2 separate regions of the Homo sapiens genome follow, and region 1 is linked to region 2. A link is a contact called in ENCODE Hi-C or POLR2A ChIA-PET data. All regions are on one chromosome and are shown on one strand. The core of a region is the stretch at or near the end of the contact, and the rest is flanking DNA. Distances in the headings are between cores, read along the strand shown. Region 1 holds the start of DCAF8 (DDB1 and CUL4 associated factor 8). Region 2 overlaps LOC105371460 (a long non-coding RNA gene).

What was found. Hi-C counts contacts between places; a loop is a spot of excess contacts on that map. ChIA-PET counts read pairs that join two places held with the same protein, here RNA polymerase II (POLR2A). Pooled maps may share reads with other maps.
Region 1: a loop to region 2 is called in a pooled map, with 6 times the contacts of the local background. The contact joins the promoter of DCAF8 here to the enhancer-like site in region 2. A Hi-C loop is called at or near these places in 3 of 50 pooled maps. POLR2A ChIA-PET finds 5 or more read pairs at or near these places in 2 of 52 experiments (BJ and naive thymus-derived CD8-positive, alpha-beta T cell).

Annotation. Positions count from the first base shown.
Region 1 is chr1:160,259,672-160,263,977 of GRCh38, reverse strand. DCAF8 (DDB1 and CUL4 associated factor 8) reads left to right here and starts at 1,429. Exons shown (of 14, transcript NM_015726.4): 1 at 1,429-1,529; 2 at 2,620-2,693. It overlaps DCAF8-DT (DCAF8 divergent transcript), which reads right to left and starts at 2,229. Exons shown (of 2, transcript NR_147618.1): 1 at 2,056-2,229; 2 at 1,200-1,577. RefSeq lists enhancers at 1,345-1,614, 2,245-2,374, 1,546-2,494.
Region 2 is chr1:158,146,951-158,151,142 of GRCh38, reverse strand. All of the region lies in intron 1 of LOC105371460 (a long non-coding RNA gene), which reads right to left. Among named protein-coding and RNA genes, the nearest start is that of LINC01704, 8.4 kb to the right of the region's middle. Within about 2 kb of position 1,367, at least 22 of the 41 ENCODE cell types and tissues checked have a DNase peak (open chromatin) inside an H3K27ac peak, as active enhancers do.

The DNA.
Region 1 (4,306 bases), core at 180-2,679, 2.1 Mb before region 2:
CCTGTGTTAGGAAGTAGGATTTCAATAGACACCTCAAGTCTAGTAAATATCTAGTAGATGGACATTCCAAGAAAAGGAAAAAAACCCTAGGGCTGGGACATGCTTTGACTGGAGTGACAGTAAGGCTAGTGAGGCTAGAGCAGAGCTAGGCAGTGTGGGAGGAGATGAATCAGATAAATAGGCAGGTGCTAGATCAGATCATGTAGGGTCCTCCTTAGAGGCAATTCATTTTTTGATGGCCTCTAAGGCTATCATACTTTTGACTTTTATTATGTGATGGGAATTGGAGGTTTTGAGCAGGGTGGGGACTGGGGAAATAATACGACATTACTTTTTTTTTGAGACGGAGTCTCATTCCATTGCCCAGCCTGGAGTGCAGTGGTGCGATCTCAGCTCACTGCAACCTCCGCCTCCGGGTTCAAGCAATTCTCCTGCCTCAGCCTCCCAAGTAGCTGGGATTGCAGGCGCGCTCCACCATGCCGGGTAATTTTTTTTTTTTTTTGTATTTTTCGTAGAGACGGGTTTCACCATGTTGGCCTGGTTTCAAACGAGTTTCGAACTCCTGACCTCAAGTGATCCGCCCACATCCGCCTCCCAAAGTGCTAGGATTACAGGCATGAGCCACCGCGCCCGGCCAGACCTTACATTTTTAAAAAGCACTCTGGCTGCCTTATGTTTAACTGTAATGGCAATAATGGAAGTAGACAAACGAGGTAAGTTTCTATTGCGGTAGTCTTAAGTAATATGTAATGACTTGGAATAGGAGAGTAGCGGTAGGGGAGGTGAGAAAGGGTCAGATTTTTGCACCCTGGGCTTCTGGTAAGAAAAAAAAAAAAAATACCCCAGCCTGGCAGCTGGGAGTAATCCTCTGCAGGGTTACTGTAGGTGTCATAACGAAACAGAGTACAAAAGTCACCCCACATCACCCGGCCCACTCTTGGGAACCTTTACCCACACCACCTCTCTTCAGAAAAGAGCTTCTGGAATAGCTACACCTCAAGCTACTGAGCCCCTTCTTTAAAAATACGTAAATGGGGACTCTCAGGGGAAAATGGGCCTCGATAGTATAGAAACCACTTAAGGAAACAAAGCCCTGAAAGGAAACGGGGATTTTCAGAAGAAATCCTTGTGGCAATCATTGCTCGTTCCAGTGTTCAAAAACGGCAAAACTGGCCATCATCCAGGAAGTGGCCTGCCAATCCGCTGGAAATTTAGTTTATTTCTATCACAACTCTGGGTAGCCCCTAACTCGCATTTGTTTAGAGTATCACAAGATAAGCAAGCCCGAAGAAACTACAAAAACAACTTTGCCTCTTCGGTAATGCGCAGGCGCCTCTCGCTCTGTTTTCCGTTGGCCTTAAGCCCCGCCCCTTGTGCGTCCTTCGAGGAGGGTTGCGAGCCGTGAGCTCGCGCGACCACTCTTCCCTCAGTCTTCTCGAGCACATCGTCGCAAACGGGGCCGGAAAGCGTGGCAGCGCAGGCGCAAGCGCAGAGAGCGGAGGCGGTGGTGGTGGCGGCCGCTGGCCAGTGTAAGATGGCGGCGGCGTTGGTGGTGGCAGTGGACGGGGCGGCTGGGCCTGGAACAGTCGGAGCAGCCGCTAGCAGAAGGATGACCCAAGACGGGAAGCGGGCTGCTGAGCCTCGCCGATTCCCGTGCTTGTAACTGCCCCAGCCGGACACCCCCCCTCCCTTGACCTACCCGGTCTGTGTCTCGTTCCGGCTCGGCCTGCGCCCCCCCTCGCTTCCCAGCCGGTTTCCCCTAAGGATGGGCCTGACCCGTATCCCAAGCTCTTAGCGCTCAGGTCTTTTCCTTCCGCCGACCCGAAGTCATCGCTGGGAGTACTGGTTGCCCTTTCCTCAGGTCAGCCCTGGTGTTGCCCCCAAGAGCCAGCCGCACAGTTCACAGGGACGCCTTGCTTCGTTGGGTGACCCATGTGTGCGCTCCTATTTCTCCCCTTAGATTGAGGGACACGGCTCGCCCTGCGTCTCCCCGTCACCTCAGGGCCACCGCGCAATGTGTCCCCCTCCCCCATCCCAAGTTCCCAGGCCCAGCACCTTGTACGGAAGGCGGAGGTCCAAGAATTCCGGAGTCGGTTGTTGTCTTGTGGTCTTGTACCCTTTGTAATATAATTATCTTAGTTTACCTCCTCTAACTCCCAAATCTTTTAGGATATCTTAGAACGGTCCCATTTGGTCCCTGTTAGTTGGAAAGCATCTGGTGGCTTGAATTTCTGACTCATGATTGTTACTGGAGTCTCTGTAAACAAACCGGCACTAGCGCTATCACATTCTCTCCGGGATTTCCCCCCCTGCTCTGTGGCTTCTTGTTGAGAGGTTGTTTGGTTATGGTTTAGCGTTGAAAAGATTCAGGTTATCCTTTTAAATGACTTTACGTTTTAGTGGAGCTGGGAGATTACTTGCCTGGCTTCTAATCTTCATGTTGGTTCATTTTATTTCCATATGTGTGTGGGTTATTTGTTCAGTAATTAGAATTAGATAAAGTATTCTGCTTTTAAGTAGTTTTGAGAAGGCCTAAAAATACTAAAGTGTATTCATAAATATTTTTATTATGTTCAGTAGAAGACACACCTTTGCCATGTAAATTTTAACTTTTCTCAGTCCTTCAGTGAATCTACAGACCTATTTTCTCAGGAGCTCAGCCTGGCCTTACTTCAGTGATAAAAGGAGGAAAGGTGAGTGGGAGTTGGAGGCATTAAAATTCTTGAGTTCAAGACAGACTGCGCTGATGCTCAACTGCTGACCACTAAAGTCATAAAATTCCTACCAGTTTCCCAAAGAGCTTGAGTGTTGTTCTTGGCTTTGTTCCAGCTCTGGTTGAATTACTTTTACAAGTTTAATTGTCTGTGGGCTTCTTGTCTTTCTGTCCTAAACTATTGCTGTGTATCTCCAAATGACTTAAGCCTAGAAGTGAATGTGTGCCCCCTGCCCCATGTCTTCTTTTCTTCTTTATTCATTTTCCTTGTATTTTGTCTTTGTGTCGATCATATTTTTTACGTTGTTAAAAACTGGAACTTAGTTTGCCTGAGTTCTGTTCATCCTGTTGTCAAATCAGGTCTCTTCCCCTCTCACAGCTTCGGGTTGTCATCCCTTGGTATTTAGAGGAGAATATTTAGCTGCTTGTGACTAAAAGCTGGGGAGTGATGAGTGATGCTGCCTTTAGTTGGTGTCTGAGTCCAGTCTATTTCAGAATTCCGACTTTTTAGGATATAGTGGGAAATTTTTTGTAAAAAAAAAAAAAAAATAGTGGCTGCTCTTTCTTTTGTAGCTGGTCTGAAGAATTCTTGGTTAGCAGAAGAAACATCCTGGGCATTCAGCAGCATGGGTTGGTGCCAAAAAGGGAGTCAGAACATACTTATAAATGCAGTTTTCGTGAGGCTTTCAGGTTTCTGGTAGCAGAGACTAGAGGCTCATGGCATGTGACAGAAAAGCTAAGTGACTGGAAGGTAGGCCTGGCCAATTCCTAATATCTTTATGATTTGTAGTAGGAAAATATTGAGTGACACTGGTGAGTTTTATTCCATCTGATGACTGAATTAGAAAATGCTCATCATGGACTGGAATAAAATTATTAGTGATGGTGTATATGTGTATCAGTAAGATATAAAGAGAAAAGTACAGTCTTTAGAGATTGGACAGACTTTTAATTTAATTTTAAGGTTTAAATACTAGACTAATATTTCTTAGCCATGTGACCTTGAGCAAGTTACTTAAACTTCTCTGACTCTTAATTTCCACAACTCTAAAAGTGTGATAATACCACTTACCTCCCAGGGTCATTGTTAGTATTATAGGGAATCTATTTAAAGCTCTTAGTAATCTAAGAACACGTGGTACACACTCAAAAAATGTTGTTTTTTGGTTTTTTTTTTTTGCACATCATTGATACAGCTTTGAATAAGTTATACGTTAATTTATGCTTCTTTTACATTTTGCCTTAGAACACATTTTTCTGGTTAATTTTCCCAACTGATTTTTAATTGGTCAGCTTAGACGTGTCCTTTGTAAGTGCCCACCTAGAGTTGTCTTCTGAACATGAAACCCTTGGTGGGGGTTCATAACCAGAGGACAGAGAATATTAGATATTGGTGTATGTATATTTCAAAATGTATTCTTAAACATCAGTAAATTTTTTTGTTCATTGGTTCCTTCATCTTGGACTCTCTGTTAGCACACCTGATCAGAGTTGGCCGTGTTGTAATTCTTTCCCTCTCTGCTGCAATGTTGTTTACTTCTACTGCAACTATTCTTTATACTTTCCTTTTTTGCCATGAAGGGAATACATTTT
Region 2 (4,192 bases), core at 118-2,617:
AAAATACAACCATGGTGTTTTTGAGAGCTAGACTAAAATATGACTTTAACATGATATACAAAAGAAATAGCTTGGGTCAGAACAAAGGGAAGGGGGCCTTAAGAATGGGAAGTGGAGTGTATAACAGAGAAAGATGTGAAGAAGCAAAATACTTTGGAATTAGCTGGGGTAGGTATGGGAAGGAGCAGAAGCACACACAGAAAGGTAAAAGATAAATCGATGTCATTCTGCAATGTTGCTCACCTGTATATCTGTGTTCTCTACAACTGAACTCTCAGCATCTAAGATTCTAACTAATGCATCCCCACCACAGAGCTCACAGACCTCTGCACACAGCCAGCACTAAAGAGTTTTTGAGGGCACAAGAAGTTTTACTCTCTCTTCCCCCTCTTTCACCATATATCTCCCTGACGACTTCTTCAAACCTAATACATCAGTTTCCTCTCTTTTTCCAATTTGTTTCACTTCCCACTCTCTGACCTAGAAGTCAACCCAGGGTTAGGTCCTCTGTTAAATGACAGGCTGTGGAGGCCAGAGACAAAATGGCAGGTCTGAGAGTTCCTATCTAAGGCCACCAGACTTCAAAGAAGCAAAGAGGCTACAGAGAGGTAGAACATAGAGGTGGAACCAGAAGAGACAAGGATCGGAAGAGAAGCAGAAATAAGTGAAATGAAGTAGGATGGTTCCGATCTGCTCGTGCCTAAAAACATTTACTGTGGGATCCTTTTCTTAGGGTCCTTGGCGTGACTCCTGGGGCAAGGGCAGAGTGTTAGAGGAGCCCTGTCTAGGACAAAAACAAGAAAAGGTACTCACGAGGGAGAGAAGGATGAAGATTCCAGGAACTGCGTGTGAGAAAGAGGACAGAAACAGAGTATTTAAGACTAGTCGGAGCTAGTATGAAATAATAAAGGGAATCTGTAGGTATTATAGAGGGAAGCCAAAGATGTGGGAGGAACTGAGCGTTAACGAAGGCAAGGCAGAAAGTGACCCTAGAAATGCTGTCGGGTTTCCAGTCCCTGCTCACACTTCATTCAATGTCTCATCCAAAAGAGAAACAGCAGAATTAAGCCACACCCACGTAGCTAGTCCACACTCGATTCCCCCGTGCAAGCAACTTTTTCTCAAATGATTTTCTCAAAAATCTTCGTGACTCAACTAGTCGCGAAGATTTCCTCTTAAAAGAACAAACTGCTACCACCCTGCAAAAACTACAACACCCATAGTGCCCCGCGCACAGCCCGAGTGACCCATTCTCTTCCGATTCCCACCAGCTAACGGTCTTAGCCAATTTCCTCGGCCGGGAAATGATTTGGAGCACATGCGCACTTCCCCTCCTTGTCCTGGGCTGGCCTCCAACTTGGAACGCCGGCGAACCGCCTGACCTCTTCCGGCGGCCTCAGCCTGGGACGCATGCGCACATCGAGGCTCCCCGACATCAGGCGCGGGTCTTTAATTACATATTTTGCTATGCTCCAGGCTATGCATTTGGAACAGTGCTTTCCTTTTTATCTTTATTTTGTTTCTTTTGCTTAACTTCGGGATGCAGCAATGAAGTGTTATTAAAAGAGCCCTAAAGCTGAGAGTGAAATTTGGACTCTGTAACAAACCAGCTGTGGGGTCTTAAGCAAGTCACTTAAACGTGGGGACCTCGGCCTCCAAACCAGATGACACTCGAGGCACAGCCTGCCTCCTATCGCTGCTGGAAAGACTGTGGAAATGGTACTGTTGGTGCCCATAGACCTCCAGACCCCCATGGGACAGCAGCTGGGCATTCCTCCACCATTGAATGAAGTGTGAGCAGGGACTGGAAACCGGACAGCAATTCTAGGGCCAGTTGGAAGGAGAGGTAGGGAAAGAGAAGCTTCCTTCGCCTTTCCCTCGAGCCCACGTCTCATCAGTAAGCAATTCCTGACAGTTCTCCACCTACATATCTTCCCACTTTTCTCCATCCACACTGCCATTTCTCTATCTCCACTGCCATACCATTTTCTCTTGCTTAAATGATTTCCCTGTTTCTAGTCCCTACCCTACCGGCTGTGGGATCATTCTAAGATGCAAATTTGATCATTAAAATATTTCATGGCTTCTCTTGGCCCACAGAATAAAGTCCGAACACCTTAACAAGGCTGTCATTGCCTGACTTCTTCCTAGTCTTCCAGACTTCCTTCTCTCCCTCTGTGTTCCAGTCATCTTCAGAAACTATCAGTTTAACAAACCAGGCTGCCTCTTACTTCAAAGACTTTTTGCATGTAGAAACAACTTAATGAACATTCTGAACTCTGCTGAACATATTCTCAATGAGGTTTTAACCAGTGCCTTCAACCATACTCTCAGTTCTTCCAGCCCTGACGGATTCTGTAGTTTTCTGTTTACTTAATTATTAGAAGTCCAGTCTAATGCAGTCCACTTAAAATCTTACATCTCATTTCAAGTTTTGCAGTGAGATTTGCAAAACTTCCTTCCTTCCCCTCAGCACCAGCCAGACTTGAGCAGTGGAGCTTGGTTTGGGGAAGTGGTGTATTCTGTCCTTTAATAGAAGTCTGCCTTTCCCAAAAATACTTATTGTGTTGGGACCCTGAGGAAAAATCAGGGAGGGCTGGGAAGTGAGGGCCAAAAGTCATTTTGCCTAACTGGGCATTTAATTGCAATTGTCTGTTGGTTCTCTCCACCTCTCAGTTGAAGGCTGATTGGTCACGAATACCTTCCATTTGGAAGGTACCCAAATGCTAGTTCTTAATAGGCACATGGGTTAGTTCCCTGGGAGCTCTCCCCAGTACACAATTCCTTGATGGGAGATCTGCTGCAGCTTAAAACTGTTACTGGTAGAGGGTCTTGACTGCAAGTTGTCCAGATTTTTGGCGTTTTCAACAAAGGATTGGACAAAACGCACAGCAAAGCAAGGAAAGAAGGAACAAAAGCAGAGATTTATTGAAAGTGGAAGTACACTCCACAGTGTGGGAGCAGGCTGAGCAGAGGCTCAAGGGCTCTGATGCAGCATTTTCTTGGGTCCAAATACCCCCTAGAGGTTTCCCATCGGCCACTTGGTGTTCACCCCATGTAAATGAAGTGGTGGCCCACAATCAGTCTGATTGGTTGTGGAAAACAACCAATCAGAGGCTGAAGTGAAGTTACAAAGTTACACTCCTATGCAAACATCTGATTGATTGCAAAAAGCAACCAATCAGAGGTACTTTCAGTTTCCCATCTGCCCTGCAGAAAAGGTAGGAGTTTTTAAAGGGAGCAGCTTCTGGTCCTTTTGTTACTTAGGCGTGGAAAGTTAAGGCTTTCCTTTCAATTTAGTTCTAAGGAAGTCGGCATGAAACCGCCTTAGGTTCCTTGCCTTCAGACCCTATTCTCCTGCCTCATAACTACTTCCCACAACCCCTCAGCCCTGCTCTTGGTGGTATAACTAGGTTCCCTGGCTTGGCAGCCAATTCTCTTGGAAGGAGAACCGGCAAGATGGCCCACACCCTGTTGAGTTTCACACTGTTCATTTAACTCACAGTAAACTCACACCGATTTCCACACTGTTCATTTGACTCACACATCCTTGCTAAACCAAGTGGTAAGAGTGATAGCTCTTTCCCTGTCATCCTTCTCTCCCTGCTCTAGTGATCACAGAGTACAGATCAACAAGCTCATCAGCAGATATCCAACCAGAGATTGAGATAACAGTCTCTTCTTGCCAGCCCACCAATTTCTATGAGTGATTCTCTTGGAGACCCCTCACTTGGAGGAGGTGAGAACAAAAGTCACATCACTCATTTCCGTGGCTGGGTACACACGACTCCATCAGTGCCCTTTCTCTTTTTACCTCCATATTATCTTCTAGGGGATGGTTTTAAATCTAGGAGATGTTAAGGATGGGGAGCTGTAGTATGGTTCGGGGTAGCAGAACTAACTTTCCACTTTTAATGGCACCTCTAGGATGTTAGCGCAGGACAATATATTCCAAGTGGCCTTGGACAAACCCAGTTCTCCTCTCTTTCTTGCTTGTTATTCTCAAGAAAAACTGTAAAATGTGCTGGGAATACAATATCCTGAGAAAGGAAGGAACCGCTTGAAATAGACTGGGCCTCCTTGTTCCTGTCCCTCCTAGGGAATGTAACATCTGGAGTTAGAGAGGAGGTGCCAGGGACAGCCCAGGCTTTGTACCTCTCTCCCCTGGAAGCAGGATGCCCTTCCCAGCTTT